Linked DNA regions of Homo sapiens: region 2 is linked to region 1. Evidence: chromatin contacts called from ENCODE Hi-C or POLR2A ChIA-PET data. All regions are on one chromosome and are shown on one strand. Each heading gives the region's core, a stretch centred on a gene start or an enhancer-like site at or near the end of the contact. The rest is flanking DNA. Distances are from core to core; before and after follow the strand shown.

Region 1 (5,054 bases), core at 1,837-4,336:
AAACTCCTGGCCTCATGGGATTCTCCTGCCTTGGCTTACCAAAGTGGTGGGATTACGGGCGTGAGCCACCACGCCCAGCTGAGCCTCAGAATAAATTAGATCTTTGATAGGAGATCTAATTTACATCAAGGAACTCAGAAGCTCAGACACACCTTGTCCCACAGTAGCCAGGAGCCCTGGAAACAATCCCCAATGTGGAGTTGGACGTGTTGGTTTCATGGCCACAGTTTTAGCTGTGGTTTCAGTATTCTTGTGTATAAAATATGGGTAACTGCACAAAGCTATTTTGAAGCTCCAGTAAAGCAAGGTTGGTGAAAGCATTTTGCAAACTGCTAAGCGCTGTCCAAATGTTGTATCCTCAGACTTTACACGTCACTGAAAGTGTTTCTGAGTCGTGCTAAAGAAATCCACGTGGAAGATTAAGGGAATTTATGCCTGCAGTAATGTCTTTGGGCTGCACCTACACTATTTGACTTTGAACTTAATTTCCTGAATTACCTTCACTGCTTGGGGAGCTGTGCCCATCATCTCCTGCAGGCCACAGCCCTGGCCCTCATTTCTGTGGGTTGGCAAGGGCTGGGGTGGAGGTGGGGTGAGCAGTTTGTTAGAGACCGCCCTGAAAGCCTTGCTGCCAGATCTCAGTGACATGAGTAAGGTCGTGTGGAAATATGTGACTTCCTGTTATGGAATTAGCCTGGGACAGTGAAGAGTGGCCTTGGGGTGAACCAGAGGGCACTTGCCCACCTGGGTATGGGTATCCCAGCTGCACTTGATTGTTACTTTGGGGGAAGGCAGTACAGTGTGAGCTAAATCTTCGGACTTTCCTAGAGAAGCCTGAAATCCACGTATCTTCATTTTTCATTCTCAGGGCAACTCCAGTGCCTGGGTGGAGTTAGTGCCTGAGTTGGTTGTGTAGCTTTGGGCCGCTGCTCTTGACTTCAGTTTTCTCATTTAAAATTGGTGATCCACCTGAGATCAGGAGTTCAAGACCAGCCTGGTCAACATGGTAAAACCCCATCTCTACTAAAAATACAAAAATTAGCCCGGCATGGTGGAACACACCTGCAATCCCAGCTACTCAGGAGGCTGAGGCAGGAGAATCGCTAGAACCTGGGAGGTGGAGGTTGCTGTGAGCTGAGATGGCTCCACTGTACTCCAGCCTGGGCGACAGAGCGAGACCCCCGTCTCAAAGAAAAAAAAAACCTGGTGATCTAGCTGGGCAACATAGGGAGACCCTGTGTTTACAAAAAATTCGCTTGGCGTGGTGGCCACGTTTCTGGTTCCAGCTACTTGGGAGGCTGAGGCAGGAGGCTCATTTGAGCCCGGGAGGTTGAAGCTGCAGTAAGCCGTGATCGTGCCACTGGACTCCAGCCTGGGTTACAGAACAAAACCTTGTGTCAAAAAATAAAATAAATAAAATTGGTGACCATACCACCTTACTTTGGTTGTTAAGATACAGAAGAGAAAATGGAATGCCCAGCCCACCACACTGGTCCTGGCTGCAGGAATCCACTGGAAACGCTAGTTCCTTGTGTTCTGGGTTGCTATTTGGTAACCTGCAGGCTCCAGAGGTTGTAATCCTGCTTGCCTTGGGGCCCACCACCCATATGATTAAAAGGAATAACGGGATTACCGAGGCCTTTAAAATTTTGTGGTCAAGGAGATAATATAAAGGAGTTTTGTGTATTAGGAAGAGAACAACGCCCCCACCCTGTCCTTTACCTCGTGAGTTCACGAGTGGTGTATTTGTTTTGTTTTGTTTTTGAGACGATGTCTCGCTCTGTCGCCCAGGCTGGAGTGCAGTGGCGAGATCTCGGCTCACTGCAAGCTCCGCCTCCCGGGTTCACGCCATTCTCCTGCCTCAGCCTCCCGGTAACTGGGACTACAGGCGCCCACCACCACGCCCGGCTAATTTTTTTGTATTTTTAGTAGAGACGGGGTTTCACCATGTTCGCCAGGATGGTCTCGATCTCCTGACCTCGTGATCCGCCCGCCTGGACCTCCCAAAGTGCTGGGAGTACAGGCGGGAGCCACCGCGCCCGGCCTCCGTATTTGTTTAAAAAAAAAAAAAAAAAAAAAAAGGCCGGGCGCGGTGGCTCACGCCTGTAATCCCAGTACTTTGGGAGGCCCAGGCGGGCGGATCACGAGGTCAGGAGATCGAGACCATCCTGGCCAACATGGTGAAACCCCGTCTCTACTAAAAAAACAAAAAAATTAGCCGGGCGTGGTGGCGCATGCCTGTAATCCCAGCTACTCGGGAGGCTGAGACAGGAGAATCGCTTGAACCCGGGAGGCGGAGGTTGCGGTGAGCCGAGATCGCGCCATTGCACTCCAGTCTGGGCGACAAGAGCAAGACTCCATCAAAAAAAAAAAAATAATAAAAAGGAAGAAAAAGAAAGACAAATGATTTACAGGAAAAAATTTAAGTAAACAAAAGTACAAATGCGATGTCAATCGTTCAGGTGGTGCCAGGGGACAGAGAACCGGGGAACACCAAGGTCTCATCGTCCCTGCAGAGCATCTCTGGGGGAGGCGACGGACAGGGCGCGAGCGCGGGGCTTGGAGGGCACCAAGGTCCAGGGGGATGGCGGGTTCAGTCCCAATCCCTCCGACCCGTGCTGAGGGCCTTGGAGGACCCCACTCGCCCAACCTCGGAAGCCCGGGTTCTGCCACTTCCAGCCACGCGTCCTTGGGCTGCGAAACTTTCTCCAGCCCAGTTTCCTCTTTTGGGACATGGGGAGGCGGAGGCTGCCAATGCTGGGATGGAGTCCTCGAGAGCAAGAGACCAGCGGCCTCGACGAGCTTACAATCCGATTAGGCCCTCCCACCGATGTGCTGTAGCTGCCCGCCGCCCTGGACCCGGCGCCGTCCCGCCCGGCTTCGGGAGCCCTCCGTAGCGGCCGGACTCGCGCGCGTTCTAAAATGAGGACAAAGCCCGCCCAGGTCTAGAGCGCGCGCGCCGTGGCGGCCAATGGGACGCTGAAGCTAGGTTGAGTGACGGACTTGAGCAGCCAATGAGTGTGCAGTTTGTTGCGATGTGGCACCCGGCTCCGGCATTATAAAGGGCGCCACGAGTCGGCATTGTCAGGCGGCGGCACCGCGCGGGACGGAGCTTGGCTGTTGGTCGGTGGGTTCCCGTGCGGCGGCGGCCAAGGAGGAGGAGACACAGTTGGAGCAGCTCCGTGGGCTGACTGGGGCGAGGCCTCAGCAGCGCGAGCTTGAGTGCGGCCGAGCCTGCGGCGCCTTCCCCTGCGGGTGGGGACGAGCGGGCCCCGCGGCGTCATCGGCGGCGAGGTGAGCGGCGGCCGGCGGGCGGGAGCTCTGGCGGGAGCCGCGCCGGCCTGACGCGCTGTCGCCGCTGGTTGCAGGAGCCGCCGCGCCTCGGCCTAGCATGTCGGAAGCGGGCGAGGAGCAGCCCATGGAGACGACGGGCGCCACCGAGAACGGACATGAGGCCGTCCCCGAAGGCGAGTCGCCGGCCGGGGCTGGCACGGGCGCCGCGGCGGGGGCTGGAGGCGCGACCGCGGCGCCCCCGAGCGGGAATCAGAACGGCGCCGAGGGCGACCAGATCAACGCCAGCAAGAACGAGGAGGACGCGGGGTAGGTGCGGCCGCGGGCGGACGGGGGCGCCGCCTTTGTTCCGGGGCCGCCTTTTGTTGGCGCCACGCGGCGGGGGGAGGGGCGGCGGCCTGGCCCGGGTCGGGGCTGGTGCGGCCCGCGGACTGTCGCCGCTGCGTTCGCGGGCCGGGCCTGGCGCTGCCACTCGCGCTGGAGTTTGCGGGAGTTTGTTGGGTCGACTTTGGCGCCGCCCCGGGGCCGCTCGCGCGCTGCCAGGGCCAGGGCCAGGGCCGGAGCCGGCGCAGGGGCGGGCGGATGGCCCGGAAGAGGGAAAGCGCTCGGACCCGGGGCCCGGCGGCGTCTTGGGCCGCGCCGGCGGCTGCGTGGGCGGAGTTGGCGCGAGCCGGGGCCCGGACCTCCCTCCTCCGCCTCTCCCGGGGGCGGAGTCACGGTCTGAACCCTGGGCGGGCTTGGTCCCCGGAAACATCGAGTTCCTTGAAACGAGTTCTCAGGAGTTGGTGGAGACGCTGGCCCTTTGCTACATGGTTGTAGAACACATGAATTTCCAGTTATGAGTGGTTAGGTCCCATACCCCTGGTGAGGTGGTCCCTTCTTTGCTTCTCACAGGCTGGGGCTGCAGAGCCTTGTTAAGCCTCGTTAGGGTCCTGGTTGAGTTCAATTTGGAGGGTAGTGGAGATTTAACATCTTTCTAAGGTGCTCCTTGCAGACTCTAAGGGTAGCTGTAGACTTCGTGAGAACTTTGCCAGGGCCAGTCCTTTCCAAAATCACAGCTTGCTTACAAGACTTGTTGCCGTGTGTCTCACCCTACCATTTCAGAAAAATGTTCGTTGGTGGCCTGAGCTGGGATACTAGCAAAAAAGATTTAAAAGACTATTTTACTAAATTTGGAGAGGTCGTTGACTGTACAATAAAAATGGATCCCAACACTGGACGGTCAAGAGGGTTTGGGTTTATCCTGTTCAAAGATGCAGCCAGTGTGGAGAAGGTAAGCTGGGTACTGGATTTCAGCAGTCTCAGTGGAAACGATTTGAATTCTAAGAGGACACCTTTCTTAAAGCATGACTAGTTTGTGTGGTCTGCATGTGATTTAAGTGCTTTGGGCAAAACCCAAAGCCGGAGGTTATGTTCCGGTTTTTGAGGGGATGAAAATACAGATTAAGCTGGGAGTGAGAGAATGTGCTGGAGTGGTTCGGGAAGATGACAGTTGACATTCATTACCTTTTATGTGCCTATTCTGGGTACGGCGCTAAACATCTGGGAGGATTACAAGAGAGTCCATGATTGGTATGATAGGCTTTTAGCCCCATTTTACAGGACAAAAACCAAAACCCTAAGGCTCAGAAATGTAAGTAGAAGAGGTCACAGCTAGTAGGGAGTGGAGGGAGGATTCCTTCCCCTGTGGCCCATCTTCAGCCTATGCTCCGAGTCCCTGCTGCTTCGCTTCTGGAGATGGGCCTCACGCTGGGACTGCTTGG
Region 2 (5,054 bases), core at 1,341-3,840, 2.1 Mb after region 1:
AATACTCAGAGCTGAGGGACCCAGGAAAGAATCCTTATCTGGGAAGTGATCTGGGTTCGAACTCCACTCACCAGCTGCTTGCTAAGAAACAGACTACTTAGACTCCTGAGCTTCCGTTTCCACAGGGCTCCAGTTACAATCAAATGAGTATCTGGGCTGGCACCTGGGCAAACAGGGCCTGGCTCCCCTGGCCTTAGGCTACCTTTCCTGCTCTCCTCACAGCTCCTCCCTCCCACACAGCCAGTCCTGGAGGATGACGATCCTGCAACCAAGCTGAATGAATCTGTATTTGGCTTGGCTCACAGCATTAAAAAAAAATTTAATTAGCTATTGCCAACATTTAAAAATCAGAACAAATGTGGAGTGCTGCCTTCCTTTTTAGAGACAGGGTCTTGCTCTGTCACCCAGGCTGGAGCACAGTGGTGTGATCATAGCTCACTGCAGGCTCCAAATCCTGGGCTCATGGGATCCTTCCACCTCAGCCTCCCAAGCAGCTAGGACTACAGGTGGATGCCACCACACCTAGCTAATTTCTTAAAATTTTTTGTAGAGACAGATCTCGCTACGTTGCCCAGGCTGGTCTTGAACTCCTGGCCTGAAGTGATCCTCCCACATCAGCCTCCCAAAGTGTCTTGAAATTACTGGCGTGAGCCATGGCACCCAGCCAAATTCCACCTTCTTCTAGAAAACTGCTGGGTAAGGTTCCTGTTCTTTAGGGTCCCCACGACTCTGTGTCCTTACACCTGGCCCTCCAGACTGATTCTCAACTCCACAGTGGCCTACGGTCCTTCCTTGGCCCTGCTCCTTCACACCTCTGTGCCTCTCCCTGCCTAGCAAATTTCTTATCACCCTCAAGGCCCCCCAGCACCACCTGTCACCTCCTCCACATTTCCATGGCATAGCCCCTCCCCTATAGCAAGGGTTGTACAGTCCTGGAACTAAGTGTCTGCATGCCTGCCTTCTCTACTGGGCTCCTGGGCTCTCTCGGGAAAGGGACCCCGTTGCTATCTGCCTTGTGTCCGTAGGGTCTAGCAGAAAGCATGACCTAGATAATGCAGAATTCAGTAAATGTCTCTTGTATGTGTGGAAGAAAGCTACAGCTAAACTATTATAAAAATGTGAGATTTTATATCACAGCTTGTTCCAACAGTTAGCAATTAAAGGGGTCAAGGACACCAAAATGTTTCACAAAATAGAACAAGCTTCCATCTGCTTACAAGTTTCACACGCTAATCAGAAGTCACTAAATGAACAGATAAAGCAGAGACAACAGGCAGGCTGGGCCATTTCTTTGATCATTCATTCATTCATTGAGCTGATACTACTGAATACTTCCTGTGTGCTTTCTAAGCACTGGGGATAAAGCAGTGGACAAATCAGACAGCTACCTGTTTTCACAAAGTTACATCCTAGTCGGGGAGACAGAAAATAAGCAGGCAAATAAATAGAATAGTTTCAAACCAGATGAGAGCTAGGAAGGAAATTTTTTAAATAATGAAATAGCATGACTAAGGGAAGAAAGAGGGTGGTCGAGGAGGGCCTCACCCAAAACGAGACATCTGACCAGAGGAAGGAGCAGAAAGAGCTACTTGTGCCAAGATCACGGAGACAACTCCAAAGACGGGGAAACAGCAAATGCAAAGGTCCTGGGGCAAATGCGGGCTGGCATGTTCAAGGCGGGCGAGATGAGTGGGACGGGGCAGCAGTCTTCTGGGGGAGGGGCGCGGTGGTAAGGGATTCGGGCTGGGTCCCCTCTGGCACTGCTGGACACCGAGTGTGCAATGACAAGGCAAGAGAGGAGTGCGCGGGGAGGCGGGAGGCTGGGCGGGTGGGGAGGGGGTTCCTACACCACTCACACCAGCACGGGCCAGCACCCTGCCCAGTCTTCCACAGATGCACACCGGGGTCCTGCCCAGGCGTCTGCATACATTCACACAGCCTGACAACAACCCTGTCCAGAAGAGACATTTCCCCACCTTCCCGAAGGCAAAACCGCGGCAGAGCGAGGGTCAGTGCCTTGGCCAAGGTCGCGGGGACGCGACCCCGGGCCCCTGGGCACCCGGCGCAGGAGTGCAGCTGTCTGCCCCACCTCCGGGAGGGATGGCGCCCGCAGACCCCACGGGCAGGTCGGCCGGGCCAGGCCGGTGAGCAGGCCCGCAGCCCGGGGCTGCTGACAGCCGGGCGGAAGGGGGCGCCTGCGGCATCCCCCAGCACAGGGGCGACGGCTGCGGCTGCCAGGGCCCCGCAGCCCCCGGCCCGCCCCGAAGCCCCCGGCCGCGCGGTTCCCTCACCGCCCCTCCCCGCGGGCCCGGCCCGAGCAGCCGCCGCCAGGCCTAGCCCGCCCGCCGGGCTCACCTCGCCTCCCCGCCGCCGCGCCACGGGGAGAGGGCGGGCGGGCGGACTGGCGGCGCTGCGTGCTAGTCACTCCTGGCTCCGCGGCCCCGGCTCCGCCGCCGGCCCGCCCCGCTCCGCTCCGCCCCGCCGCCGCCGCCGCCGCCGCCGCCGCAGTGGGTGTGAGGGGCGCCGGGGCGCTGCGACCCTTCCGGTCCCGCTCCCTTCTCCGCCGCTGCCGCCGCCGCGGCGCCCGGTCTGACAGACCCTCGCGCCGACCAATCAGCGCGCGGAGAGCGGAGCAGGCGCGGCCAATGGCGCCTGGGGGGCGGGCCGATGGAGGGTGGCGCGGGCGGGGTCGGGGGCCGGGTCGGGCGCCCGAGGTCCTGGGCCGGGGTTCCGCGGGTTCTTCGCCCCCGGGCCTTTCAGTGGCGCGGGCCGAGTGGCCATGGCGCTCGGGTGCGCGCAGTGCACGCGGTGAGCTGGAGACGCAGGCATTGCGCGGCCCACCGGCTGAGCCCGCTCTCCCTGCGAGGGGGGCGCAGCTCGGTGGAGAGGGTGGCCCGGAGGACCGGGAACCGGGCTGGAGGCGCGCGGGGCTCACACCGCGGGGTCCGCGGGGAGCCGGGCCTCGGGCTGCAGGTGCAGGCTTGTGGCGGTGAGGCGACTGGAGCGGCACGGGAGCCCGCCCGTTTCGGGGAGAGCCCGGGGCGATCGCGGGGGGAGGCCGGCCTGGCGTCCGGGAGCCCGGCGTGCTAGGGCCCGGTAGGCGGGGCGGGCCTCGCACTCGGTTGCTCGCTGCGGCGCCGGAGGAACGGGTCTATGGGGGTGTGGGTGAGGCCAGAAGCCGGGTCGAAGAGGGGGAGGGGGTGCGAAGAGATGGCGGTGTGTAGACAGGTGACCCGGTGGGTCGGTGACGCAGGAGGAGACTGCGCTTGGTGGCGGGATCACTTAGTTGACAACATCTAAAAATTAGGAGGTGCGGCAGGGCGCGGTGGCTCACGCCTGTAATCCTAGAACTTTGGGAGGTCGTGGCGGGTGGACTACCTGAGGTGAGGAGTTCGAGACCAGCCTGGCTAACCTGGTGAAACCCCGTCTCTATTAAAAATACGAAGCAATGAGCTGGGCGTGGTGGCGGGCGCCTGTAATCCCAGCTACTCGGGAGGCTGAGGCAGGAGAATCACTTAAACCTGGGAGGCGGAGGTTGCAGTGAGCCGGGATTGCGCCATTGCACTCCAGCCTGGGTGACAGAGTGAGACTCTCTCAAAAAAAAAAAAAAAAAAAAAAAAAAAAAAAAAAAAAAAAAGGGAGGTGCTCAGTCAAGCCTCTGAGAGGAGTGGGGGGCGGGGCGAGGAGTCTCTTGCTCAGAGCCCCCTAGGGACTGGGACCCGTTGACTCTGAGCTGCTTTTGAGGCTGGATCAGGTACCAGCGGCCTGGGGGTCGTACAGGATGGGAGAGGCCGGGGCTTGGGATGTTGCCAGATCTACGTTGAAAAGTGAAGCAGGAAGAGAGGCACTGAGGCTGGGCACATGGGGAAAACCGTGGAGAGCCGGCCTTTGGGGACTAGAAGAGTGGGAACAATGGTTGACAAATGGTGAGTGTGGTGTAGAACAGCAGTAACACAATACCAGGATCCACAGAGTGGCCAGGGCCAGAGTGGGGAGAAGGAACAGGACTCTGCAGATGGGGAGGGTAAGGGGCTGGGTGGCGTGAAGGGTGGTTGCAGAATTTGGGGAGGGCAGCTAGCCTGTGACCCAGGTTCCAAGGGCACTGAGGTCTGGGCCAGGCCGCTTGGAGGCACCAGAGCCTCAGAGGAGGGGTGGGGTAGAGGAACGGATCCAGCATGGTGTCCCCCTTGGCCACCAGAGGGAGTTTTCTAAATTTGAGCATGGCTCATCGCTGCTTGAAATTCTACGTCACAGTGTGGCCTGCATTGAGGAGGGCCCACACCTGTCGCTACCTCAGACTCACCTGCCACCTGCCTCAAGTGCATGAGAGAGAACAGGAAACCAGAAATTGTCAGGATCGAGGATTATGGGAAAAGAGTAAAAGCCTAGCTGTCAGATCTGAGGTTCCACCAAGGAGCACTGATGGGTGCTTCTCATTAGGAAGGCGGTGCGGTGGCTCACACCTGTAATCCCAGTACTTTGGGACGCCGAGGTGAGTGGATCACCTGAGGCCAGGAGTTCGAGACCAGCCTGGCCAACATGGTGAAACGTCATCTCTATTAGAAATACAAACATTAGCTGGGCGTGGTGATGGGTGCTTGTAATTCCAGCTATTCAGGAAACCAAGGCAGGAGAATAACTTGAATCCACGAGGCAGAGGTTGCAGTGAGCCGAGATTGCTCCACTGCACTCCAGCCTGGGCAACAGAGCAAAAACTGCATCTCAAAAAAATAAAAACAAAAAAACAGAGGGGACACCAGTTCCCAGCACTCCAGGCCTAACTTCATAGCACTCACATCATGTCAAGTGAGTAACCAAAAATCAGTGTACATATGTACACAGCTATACATATCTCACACTAAGTTTTCTGTAAGAGTTCTTTTTATTGCAGAGACACTGCTTTTTTTCTGGTTTATGAAATACAGTGAACATTTATGGACACAAAGCTGAGGTGACAGGGTGGGGAGGGGGGCCTTGGAACAGCACCAAGAATCCTGGTTGAACCCTCCAAGTGAAAAGATCCTGCCACGACATACGTGAACCAGGTGTGACAC

The links. Hi-C counts contacts between places; a loop is a spot of excess contacts on that map. ChIA-PET counts read pairs that join two places held with the same protein, here RNA polymerase II (POLR2A). Pooled maps may share reads with other maps.
Region 2: a loop to region 1 is called in a map with no recorded cell type, with 19 times the contacts of the local background. The contact joins the promoter of MAPK9 here to the promoter of HNRNPAB in region 1. A Hi-C loop is called at or near these places in 1 of 168 maps with a recorded cell type or tissue (CD14-positive monocyte), 1 of 37 single-sample maps with no recorded cell type and 7 of 50 pooled maps. POLR2A ChIA-PET finds 5 or more read pairs at or near these places in 1 of 52 experiments (activated CD8-positive, alpha-beta memory T cell).

What each region holds. Positions count from the first base shown.
Region 1 is chr5:178,201,447-178,206,500 of GRCh38, forward strand. HNRNPAB (heterogeneous nuclear ribonucleoprotein A/B) reads left to right here and starts at 3,087. Exons shown (of 8, transcript NM_031266.3): 1 at 3,087-3,294; 2 at 3,369-3,600; 3 at 4,396-4,564. The coding sequence starts at 3,392. RefSeq lists silencers at 2,901-2,970, 3,271-3,490, 3,511-3,620, 3,651-4,060.
Region 2 is chr5:180,289,493-180,294,546 of GRCh38, forward strand. MAPK9 (mitogen-activated protein kinase 9) reads right to left here and starts at 2,591. Exons shown (of 12, transcript NM_002752.5): 1 at 2,356-2,591. LOC124901151 (a long non-coding RNA gene) reads left to right here and starts at 2,740. Exons shown (of 2, transcript XR_007059085.1): 1 at 2,740-2,808. RefSeq lists silencers at 2,107-2,296, 2,427-2,796, 2,807-3,146 and an enhancer at 3,069-3,711.